2 separate regions of the Homo sapiens genome follow, and region 1 is linked to region 2. The links are chromatin contacts, found by Hi-C or POLR2A ChIA-PET in ENCODE. All regions are on one chromosome and are shown on one strand. The core of a region is the stretch at or near the end of the contact, and the rest is flanking DNA. Distances in the headings are between cores, read along the strand shown.

Region 1 (5,309 bases), core at 2,343-4,842, 110 kb before region 2:
CACTTGAGGTCAGGAGTTCGAGACCAGCCTAGCCAACGTGGCAAAACCCCATCTCTACTAAAAATACAAAAATTAGCCGGGCATGGTGGCACATGCCTGTAATCCCAGCTACCGGGGAGGCTGAGGCACGCGAATCAAATTGCTTCAACCCGGGAGGCGGAGGTTGCAGTGAGCAGAGATTGCACCACTGCACTCCAGCCTGGGCGACAGAGTGAGGCTCCGTCTCAAAAAATAAAAATAAAAATAAAGAAATGCTTGTTCAGTATCACAGTATCATTAATTAGCAACAGTATTAAACTTGTTTGATGTTATAGTTTCCAATGGCTATGCAATAAACAAGAGAAATGTGACAGATTTTTAGTGGGGACTCTGACTTCTTTTCAAAGGAAGTGCACTTCGTTTTCTGGAAAGACGCCAGCTTAACAACAGCAGCAACTAGTTACTTGGAGCAAGGCAGCACATATTCCACCGGACTAGGTGGGACCTCTGGGTGGCCTCATTTTAACCATACAATACAGCCATTTTACACTCAGCTCCTTTCATGTTCTTCCCTAACAGAAAGTAAAATATTTTAGGCTAGTGAGAGTGGATCAAAATCCAATTAGTTACTCTGAAAACATACTTTTGGAAGCTGTCTTTTCTTTCTTGAGTCTCCAATTGCTGCCAAGACAGGAACGGAAACTTGTTAAATACAATGGCTTCAGGCGCCACCCTAATGAACTACCTACATCTTAATCAAGCAGGAGAGCTGTGCTGGCCACTGCAGATGTACTCCATCACAAGGTATAAGGCTGGTGCCCTAGGAGGAGAATCTGGCAGCCAGAGGGCACAGGGAAGGGTACAGAGGGAGATTCAACAAGACAGGGCCATCCATCTCACAGTGAGCCTCAACAGAGGCTGCTCCAGCATGCAACTCTCCTGGTTTGGAATACAAAGAAAAATTGTAAAAGACCACCTCACTGGCCGGGCGCAGTGGCTCATGCCTGCAATCCCAGCACTTTGGGAGGCCGAGGTGGGCAGAGGGGGTCAGGAGATCGAGACCATCCTGGCTAACACGGTTAAACCCCGTCTCTACTAAAAATATACAAAATTAGCCGGGCGTGGTGGCGGGCACCTGTAGTCCCAGCTATTCGGGAGGCTGAGGCGGGAGAATGGCGTGAACCCAGGAGGCGGAGCTTGCAGTGAGCCGAGATGGCGCCACTGCACTCCAGCCTGGGAGACAGAGCAAGACTCCGTCTGAAAAAAAACAAAAAGCAAAAACCCACCTCACTAAAAACAGTAAGTCAAAATCACTGAGCAGAAATTCCTTTTTTTTTTTTTTTTAAATGATCCTTCTTGGCTTAAAAAACGTGTGAGACAAAAAAAAAAATGGCCAAGTTGTTTAAAATTCCCAAGAAAGACAAATTTATATAGAGTGGCTTAATTTAAGAATGCTTCCCCCTTGTGTTACTCTGAAAGGAAGTCTCTGCCGGGCATGGTGGCTCACGCCTGTAATCCCAGCAATTTGGGAGGCCAAGGTGGGCCATCACTTGAGGTCAGGAGTGCCAGCCTGGCCAACATGGCAAAACTCCGCCTCTTAGCAAAAACACAAAAAAATTAGCTGGGCGTGGCCGGGCGCAGTGGCTCACACTTGTAATCCCAGCACTTTGGGAGGCCGAGGCGGGCGGATCACGAGGTCAGGAGATCGAGACCATCCTGGCTAACACGGTGAAACCCCGTCTCTACTAAAAATACAAAAAGCTGGGCGTAGTGGCGGGTGCCTGTAGTCCCAGCTACTCGGGAGGCTGAGACAGGAGAATGGCGTGAACCCGGGAGGCGGAGCTTGCAGTGAGCTGAGATGGCGCCAGTGCACTCCAGCCTGGGCTACAGAGCGAAACTCCGTCTCAAAAAAAAAAAAAGAAAAAAAAAATTAGCCAGGCTTGGTGGCGGGGCCTGTAATCCCAGCTACTCGGGAGGCTGAGGCAGGAGAATCGCCTGAATCCGGGAGGCGGAAGTTGCAGTGAGCCCAAAGATCGCACCACTGCACTCCAGCCTGGGCGACAGAGGAAGACTCCCTCTCAAAAAAAAAAAGGAAGTCTCAATGGAGACATGGAGGGAAGGGTTGCAAGGGAATGAATGACAGGGAAGAGATGAATGAGAAACTCTTCCAATCTATGAAGACCCACCGAAGTTTTTGGTTAAAGTAACCTGGTGACTGCCCACAATACAAGTACAAAAAAAGCTCAGGGACGCTTTCATCAGTCATCTTCCAAGATAAGTTTCTCAACCATTGTTTGTTGTAAGGAACATATCCAGGTAGGAATCCAGGCTGCAACTACTCAAGCCAAGATGATCATCCCAGAATAAACTATTTTATGCAAAATATCCTACACTCAAAAATTCCTGTGCCAGGCCGATGAGGTCCTCAAATTAATACTCCAAATATCTGTAAGACTCCGAAAGGACCCCAAGCCACCGGCTGTGATAAAGGAAAAAAGAAAATTACTAATACTCAAAAATATTTTACCTTCTATTCTCGGCGGGAGGTGACAAGGGGAGGTGGCGAGGGGTACCATCTCCCTTCCTAACCGCAGAACTCAACCTCCTAAAAATGCATTGTCTCCGCTGGAAAAAAGGTGCCTGACCATAGACCTAATGCAGCTTTCAAAACAAGGAACACCTTACAATTCTGCGGTCTCTGGCGTTGGAAGCGTCTACCAGCCGGCGAGAAGTGTCTCAACACACCTTCCAGACCTCATATGAGTTCGGGTCCCTGGCTTAGCCACCCCGCGTGTGGCCGCAAGCATCACCGTTCACCAGCACCACCCAGGCCTTGCTGACGTCCAACGTCCGCAGACCTTTTTGCCCGTCCGGATGACCTCCCGCGCTGCCCTGAGGAACCTCGGGCACACCCGAGCATCAGCGATCCTACCACGGGCTCTGAGGCGCTGCGCTTCGGGAGAGGCCCCAGGAGAAGGGGGCGGGGGAGGGGGGGCCGCGCCACAGCGTCCAGGCTGGACCGCCGCCGAGCACCACTCACCGGCCACTGACTCTTCAGAATGGGGAAAAGCTGGGGACGCCGCGGGGAGGACGGGCGGCGGGGCACAGCCGCCCTCGGGGCTGCGGTCAGGACGTAGGGGTGAGGAAGGCCCGACCCCCTCCCTCGGCCCTGCCCACCAGTCCCCGACGCCGGGACTTCCTCCTCCCGAGCGCCGGCGCCGTAGCCCGGGGAAGGCCGGTAACCGCCGCGGGAGGCTGGGGCCGCGCCCGGGGCGAAGGCCGAGGGGACCGCAGGCGGTGGGGCGCGCGCGGCTGGGCCCGGGAACTCACCCGCCGGCGAAGAGGTGAAGCAGCGTGTTCTCCTTCTGCTGGCCGCCCGTCGCCATGGCCGCGCCGGCTCCGCGGCCCGTCGCCGCCCGGTGGCGAGAGCGCGTGGCGGCTCGAGGGATGCGCGAGGTCGCCGGGTCTTGTCTCCCCGCTGCCCTCAGGGGGCTGCCGGCAACGCCTCCATGCGCGCGCGGGCTCCAACGCCCGGCTCTGCTCGGCCCGCGCCTTCCGCGGCGTGGCCGCCGGCGCCTCACCGGCCTCTGCGGCGCGAGCCCGGCGGGGAGCTAGAGCCCGGCGCGCGGCCGTCACGTGGCGGGGGCCGGACCGTGACGTCACGGGCGCGCGAGTCTGGGGCGGGGCGTGACGGGGGTGTGGACCCAAATTTCGAGCGCTCATTGGTTAGGACGCGGATGTGGGCGGGGAGGTTGCGCAGTTCTGGGGCGGAGCCAGCCCCGAGCGAATGACTGGGGAGAGGGGCTGGCCTAGGCCGGAGCGTGGAGGCAGTGGAAACTGGCTGTGACTGACTGGTCCTCGCTCCTCAGAGAAGCCTCGCGAGGCCCTAGGCCTTGCCTTATTTTAAAAGTTTACTTTGTGATATTTACGTGTGCAAAAGGTGTACAAATTACGTGTTACATCTCACACCTCTGTACTCACCACCCCGTTTAGGGAAACAAAAACATAATCTAAAAATCTATAATCTAAACAGCCTTAGATAATCAGTGAGGCCCTCACGGTGGCTCACGCCTGCAATCTCAACACTTTGGGAGGCCGAGGCGGGCGGGCGGATCGCCTGAAGCCAGGAGTTACAGACCAACCTGTCCAAGACGGCGAAACCGTGTCTCTACTAGAAATACAAAAGTTAGCCGGACGAGGCGGCGCACCCCTGTCATCCCAGCTACTTGGGTGGCTGAGGCTGGATAATCGCTTGAGCCCGGGAGGCGGGGGCTGCAGTGAGCCAAGATCTTGCCACTGCACTCCAGCCTGGACGACAAAGCGAGACTCTGTCTCAAATAATTAATAATCATTATCATTATGTGGATTTTTGATCTCCCTATAAGTAGTAGTATATGCTGCGTATATTTTGCAGTATGCTTTTTGCTTCTTTTCTGATCATCTCCAGCCCAGACCTAGATATCCAAACTGCTTCTCTCAGCCTATGTCACTGGGTCATTGTCATACTCAACCTGACATCTTCTAATCTCCAGGTCTCCCCCAGATGGAGACTTTCCTGGCCGCCTTTGCAGCGCAGTCTGTCACACGACTATAGAACCAGGGCTTCTGCAGTTAGTTTGTTGATTTATTTAAGTTGTCCTTCCCATACAGGAATGTAAGCTTCAGGAGAGCAGGGACCTTATTTCTTTTGTTCACAGTTGTTCCTGACACAGTACCTGCCACCTAGTAATGCCCAAGGAGCTAATGAATAAAGGTCCCAAATTGAACTTATCATTCTTCCCCTCCCCCAAACCTGCTCTACCTCTATTTCCTGTCCTGGCAGTGACACCACTGACTGCACAGGCACCAGTGCCAGAAGCTTTCCTGTTACCTTGGACTATGTCTCTCTGTCTGTCTCTCTCTCAGCAGACCACCATTCACCTGCAGAACGTACCAACCCTTTCTCTTCCGTCTCTCAGAGCTCCGGAAAGCTGTACCTTGACCAGAACAAGCAGTTAGATGTCCTGTGTGTAAACATAGAGAGCTTAAGTAGGAGGGAATTGTGTGGAAACGTGGGAGCTAGCCAGCCAATCTGTATTTGATTGCTGGGACTCTTTAAATAAAAACAGCTCTTAGGAGCAGTCCTCCAAAATGCAAATACAGTGGTTACTATTAAAGCCATTGCTCCCAGGCCTAGGAGAAGGGGAAGCCATACTAGGGCATGAGATATCTGAGAAAAAGAAGTAAAGAAAACCCAGCACAGTGGCCCACTCCTGTCATCCCAGCACTTTGGGAGGCTGAGAAGAGTGGATGACTTGAGTCTAGTAGCTCAAGACCAGCCTGGATAACGT
Region 2 (5,636 bases), core at 2,563-5,062:
CACTTCCTCTAACTTAACACAGTGCTTCCAGCCACAGGGTTTCTGCACGTCCGCTTCTCTCTCCCTGAAAGGTTCCTCTTGTTCCACAGCTCCTTTCTATGCATCCTTTGAATTTTAAACAATGTCATGGGCTGAACTGAGTGCCCCACCACTCATATGTTGAAGCCTTAACCCCCAGGACTTAAGAAAGTGAGTGTATTTGGCCTTTAACAAGATAGTTATGTTCAAATGAGGCCACTGGAATGGGCCCTAATCCAGTCTGACTGACGTCCTTACAAGAGCTTAGGACACTGGGCCGAGCATGGTGGCTCACACCTGTAGTCTCAGCACTTTGGGAGACTGAGGTGGGTGGATCACCTAAGGTCAGGAGTTCAAGACCAGCCTGGGCAACATGATGAAACCCCGTCTCTACTAAAAATACGAAAATTAGTTGGGCGTGGTGGCCCATGCCTGTAATCCCAGCTACTTGGGAGGCTGAGGCAGGAGAACCACTTGAACCTGGGAGATGGAGGTTGCAGTGAGCCAAGATCCCACCACTGCACTCTAGCCTAGGCAACAGAGTGAGACTCCGTCTCAAAAAAAAAAAAAAAAAAAAAAAAAGGCCAGGTGTGGTGGCTCATGCCTGTAATCCCAGCACTTTGGGAGGCCAAGGCAGGGGGATCACAAGGTTGGGAGTTTGAGACCAGCCTGATCAACATGGTGAAACCCCATCTCTACTAAAAACACAAAAATTAGCCAGGCATGGTGGCGTGCACCTGTAGTCCCAGCTACTCAGGAGGCTGAGGCAGAAGAATTGTTTGAACCTGGGAGGTGGAGGTTGCAGTGAGCTGAGATCCCACCACTGCACTCCAGCCTGGGCAACAGAGTGAGACTCTGTCTTCAAAAAACAGATTAGGACACTGGAGAGACACCAGCAGCAAGCGTGTGCAGGCACACAGAGAGAAGATCATGTATGTGAGGACACAGAGAGAAAGTGGTTATCTGCAAGTCAAGAAGAGAGGCTAAGGGAGAAACCAAACCTGCTGACACCTTCAGCCTGGATTTCTGCCCCCCAGAACCATGAGAAAACAAACATCTGCTGTTTAAATCCCTCCATCTGTGGCATTTTGTTATGGCAGCCTAAGCGGACTTGGACAGTGAAGTCGCCCTCTCAGGGAAGTTCTTTCCCAGCCTGCCTCTTCAGCATGATCTGCTTTTCCTTCATCACTTATCACAATTTATGAAGAATGTCTTATTTGGGTGACTGCATGACTACTGTCTATAGCCCCTTTCTCAGCATACAGACTCCAGGGGAGCGAGGGGACATTCAGGTTCTCCATTGCATCTCCAGGAGCTATGCTATGTTTGCTGGTCATCTAGGGGTGTTCAATATTGTCAAACGAAAGCCTTAGGTATTATTTTGTCCACAATAGAAATGAGGAAACTGAGGCTCAGGAAGGTTAAATAAATGTCTTAAAGACCACAAAGTATGGCCAGGTGCGGTGGCTCACACCTGTAATCCCAGCCCTTTTTTTTTTTTTTTTTTTTTTTGAGACGGAATCTCGTTCTGTTGCCCAGGCTGGAGTGCAGTGGTGTGATCTGCAACCTCTGCCTCCCAGGTTCAAGCAACTCTCCTGCCTCAGCCTCCTGGATAGCTGGTACTATATAGGTGCCCGCCACCACGCCCGATTAATTTTAGTATTTTTAGTAGAGACGAGGTTTCACCACATTAGCCAGGGTGGTCTCGAACTCCTGACCGCAGGTGATCCACTTGCCTCGGCTTCCCAAAGAATCCCAGCACTTTGAGAGGCCAAAGCAGATGAACCACCTGAGACCAGGGGTTCAAGACCAGCCTGGCCAACATAGCAAAACCCCGTCTCTACTAAAAATACAAAAATTAGCCAGGTGTGGTGGTGGGCGCCTGTAGTCCCAGCTACTTGGGAGGCTGAGGCAGGAGAATCTCTTGAACCCGGGAGGCGGAGGTTGCAGTGAGCCCACATGGGGCCACTGCATTCCAGCCTAGGCCACAGAGTGAGACTCCATCTCAAAAAAAAAAAAAAAAAAAAGCCACAAAGCAGCTAAGTGGTAAAGGGAGTCTGGAACCCAAGCCTCTAAAGCTCTAGCTCCTAACCATGCCTTAACCCTTGGATTCTGCAATGCACCCATTCTCTCCACAGACCTGTACTGAGCACCTATCATGTGCCACGCACTCTGTCTCAGAATTGGGGATGGAGCAATGATGAAACAAATTCCTGTCTTCATGCGGAGAGGGACATCAAATAAGATAAAGAACTAAATTAAACGGTTTATTAGAAGGTGATACATTAAATGCAATGGAGCAAAAGGAAGGGAATGGGAATGCGGGCTTGGGGGAGTCTGATTTGCAATTTAAAACCAGGAGGTTGGTGAAAGCCTTTCTCAGTGAGGAACATTTGAGCCAAGTCTTGGAGGAGGTAAGGGAGAGAGCCCTGGGGATAACTGAGGACAAGTTCCAGGCAGAGGTAAAGGCAAGTTCAGGATCCCAGAGGCAGAAGCAAGCCTGGCAGAATGGCCACTGTGGCTGGTGTTAAGTGAGAACGGAGACAAGAAAGGAAAGGTCTAGAACAGAGGCCTGGCCGTGTGGAACACTTCTAGCCATGGTAAAGGTTTGGCTTTTACTCTGAGACAGGAGGCCTGGTAGTTTTTGCACAGAGGAGGCACATGATATGACTTTTAACAGAATTACTGAGGTTGTTATGTAAACACAGACTGACGGGGTGGGAGCAGAGGAAGGACCAGCTAGGCAATTACAATAATCCAGGTGAGAGATGGGGGCTTGGTCTAAGATGCTGTTAGTGGATACCGGATTCTGGGGAAAAAAGAAAAGCCAATAGGATCTGCTGACAGATTTGACACGGGATGAAGAACTCTAAGTTTACAGCCTGAGAAGCCAGAAGGATTTTTCTTGAGGATGAATTCCAGGCTGGAGCTATAAGGAGGGGAGTCATCAGCACATAGTCTTTAAAGCCATGAAACCCGATGAAATCATCAAGAGATTAAGCGAAAAGAAAGAGAAGTCCAAGGAGCCAGTGCTGGGGGTACTGATACATTTAGAGGTCAGGAAAAAGAGGAGAGGCTAGCAAAAGAAACAGAGAAGGTGGGGCAGGGATGGAGGAGAAAAACAAGCGTGTGCACTGCCAAAAGCCAAGTGAAGAAAGTTTTGCGGAGGAGAGGGTGATAAACTGTATCAAAAATTGCTGATAGAGCAGGTAAGAGGAGGACTTGGGAGAGACTGAGTTTGGCTGGAGGGAGTTCAACAGAGTGGGAGGAGAGAGCTGGACAAAGAATATATACACTCTTCCAAGGAGTTACGGTATTCAGAAAGCGAAGGGATGGGGTGGGAGCTGGAGCCACCACAGGGTTCTCAGGAAGGGGGAAATTACATGTTTATATGCTGATGGGAACGATCCCTTCGAGAAGAAGTTAAGGCTCAAAAAGGTCAGGTTATCCCGGCACCAGTCTGGTCCAAACTCTTCTTCCCACCCCTAAACTACTGAAGTGATACATTTAAGTCTTCCCAGCCCTCCTGCCTTACACGAAATCCGATTAGGGCAGTTTGCATTTTTACTTTAATGGGGACATGTGATATTTAGCACCTTCGGTCAAGACGCCCCTCAAATAGGTTTTCGGGCTCTGCGTCCCAGCACGGCCTCCCGCGCGCTTTCGAAACGTCACCCTTGTCAGCTGTCCAGTTTTCCTCCAATCCCGCCTCGGGGGCGGGGCTGGCGCACCGTCTCTACAGCAACGCCTTAGCCAGAGGGTGCTCAGGTTTTCGGGACCGCGCGTGGCGCTCTCAGATGACGTCACACACCCGCGGCGCTTGCGTGACGTAAGCCCTGCTCAGTAAGAAGGCTCCGCAGGTCGGCAGGTAGGAAGAGCACTACCTCGCACACTGCGCATGCGCCACCTCGGGTGGCCTCAAGGTTGCTGTCGGGAGTTGGGTTTGAGGTCGGCTCCCTCTGGCTGCTGTCTCTTTAACCTGAACTAGAGAAGTCCTCCGCGATGCTGCAGTTTCCCGCTGGCTTTCTCGGAGCCACCTTGCGGGCAGATATCCGAGAATCAGAGTTCATTCTCTTCATCTTGCCCATCTCTTACCTCTGCTGGCGAGTTCTTCGTTGCATCCCAGTCTGAAAGTGCTAGTCGAACTCCCAATTTGCTGTTGCCCGCAAGCTTCCTCTAGCAGGTCATCTCCCTTCGAAACAGATGCTTTCAAATCTTGTGTCCTGGAAAGATTAGTAACCGTGCTCTTTAGCACTGGTGTTTGTAAGGGTAACCAGGCTACAACTGAGGACCTGAGAATTTCGGCTTTGAATCAAGTACTTGAGCTTTTACGTGCTAGGACCCGTGACTTTTGTTCACTGCTCGTGACTCTTTCTGTCTTCTTTCACATTTTTAGCCAGGATCCAGTTGGCCTTACTAAGTAAATGACCTCCAGAAAAATGAAGTATCGGCCAGGCGTGGTGGCTCACACCTGTTACCCCAGCACTGTGGGAGGCCGAGTTGGGCGGATCACTTGAGGCCAGCCTGGCCAACATGGTGAAACCCCGTCTCTACTAAAAATACAAAAATTAGCCAGGCGTGGTGGTGCACGCCTGTAATCCCAGCTGCTCCGGAGGCTGAGGCAGGAGAATCGCTTGAACCCGGGAGGTGGAGGTTGCAGTGAGTCGAGCTGGCACCACTGGACTTCAGCCTGACCGACGGTGAGACTCCGGCTCAAAAGAAACAAAAACAAACAAACAAACAAAGAAAAATAAAGTATCACTGTTCTAAAACTTAGAATTCCTTTACGTATTCATTGGCTGACATTGATTAAGCACCTATGCTTTTTTTTTTTTTTTTTTTTTTTGAGACAGAGTCTTGCTCTGTCAACCAGGCTGGAGTGCAATGGCGAGATCTCGGCTCACTGCAACCTCTGCCTCCCGGGTTCAAGCAATTCTCCTGCCTCAGCCTCCCGAGTAGCTGGGACTACAAGCACCCATTCTTTCCTGGATACTGTGCTGAACCTGGGGGCTACAGTGAGGATGACATCTGTCTCTGACATCATGGCACATTTAGGTGGTTAATTCAAGAAACATTGAAGTCCCACCTGTTTGCTAGGTACAGTTTAGATTATAAATGCTCATTGAAAGAATGAAGTGTGAACTAAGATCTAGCATGAGGCTGGGATTCGGTTTGAATTGAACCTTGGCCCTGCTCCTTAGGCGCTGTATGAGCTGGGGTGACTTCTGAACCCTCCTGCACATCTATTTCATGATTCATAGAAATGGGCATAATAATGCCTACTTCCTTAAGGTATCATGAGAGTTAAACCTCATGCTATGGTTTGGGGAGTCTTTTGTTTCCACTTCCTTATGATTCTTCCCTTCAGAAAAATGAAAAATTAAAAACCCTGTTTTCTCCTTACGCAGAGAACACCACCACTAATGGGAAGACTGCCCCCTGACCGGCACATGGCCTCAGCATTCATCCACAGATGCTCCTCAAATTGTTTTAAAAACAGCTTTTTTTAAAAGCTGTTTGTCTATGAAGATTAAATGAGTTAATAATATAAGCAAAGCACTTTGCATGGCTACTGGGCACGGTGGTTCATGCCTGTAATTCCAGCACTTTGGGAGGCC

What was found. Hi-C counts contacts between places; a loop is a spot of excess contacts on that map. ChIA-PET counts read pairs that join two places held with the same protein, here RNA polymerase II (POLR2A). Pooled maps may share reads with other maps.
Region 1: a loop to region 2 is called in a map of CD8-positive, alpha-beta T cell, with 6 times the contacts of the local background. The contact joins the promoter of SLC25A33 here to the promoter of LINC02606 in region 2. A Hi-C loop is called at or near these places in 5 of 168 maps with a recorded cell type or tissue (B cell, CD14-positive monocyte, CD8-positive, alpha-beta T cell and 1 more), 10 of 37 single-sample maps with no recorded cell type and 18 of 50 pooled maps. POLR2A ChIA-PET finds 5 or more read pairs at or near these places in 5 of 52 experiments (H1, HEK293T, HepG2 and 2 more).

What each region holds. Positions count from the first base shown.
Region 1 is chr1:9,537,748-9,543,056 of GRCh38, reverse strand. It overlaps SLC25A33 (solute carrier family 25 member 33), which reads right to left and starts at 3,592. Exons shown (of 7, transcript NM_032315.3): 1 at 3,310-3,592. The coding sequence starts at 3,365. RefSeq lists enhancers at 1,212-1,711, 2,737-2,866, 3,533-3,827 and silencers at 2,937-3,296, 3,317-3,836.
Region 2 is chr1:9,427,172-9,432,807 of GRCh38, reverse strand. LINC02606 (long intergenic non-protein coding RNA 2606) reads left to right here and starts at 3,812. Exons shown (of 2, transcript NR_104622.2): 1 at 3,812-3,886; 2 at 5,427-5,636. RefSeq lists enhancers at 3,567-3,656, 3,717-3,946, 4,445-5,079.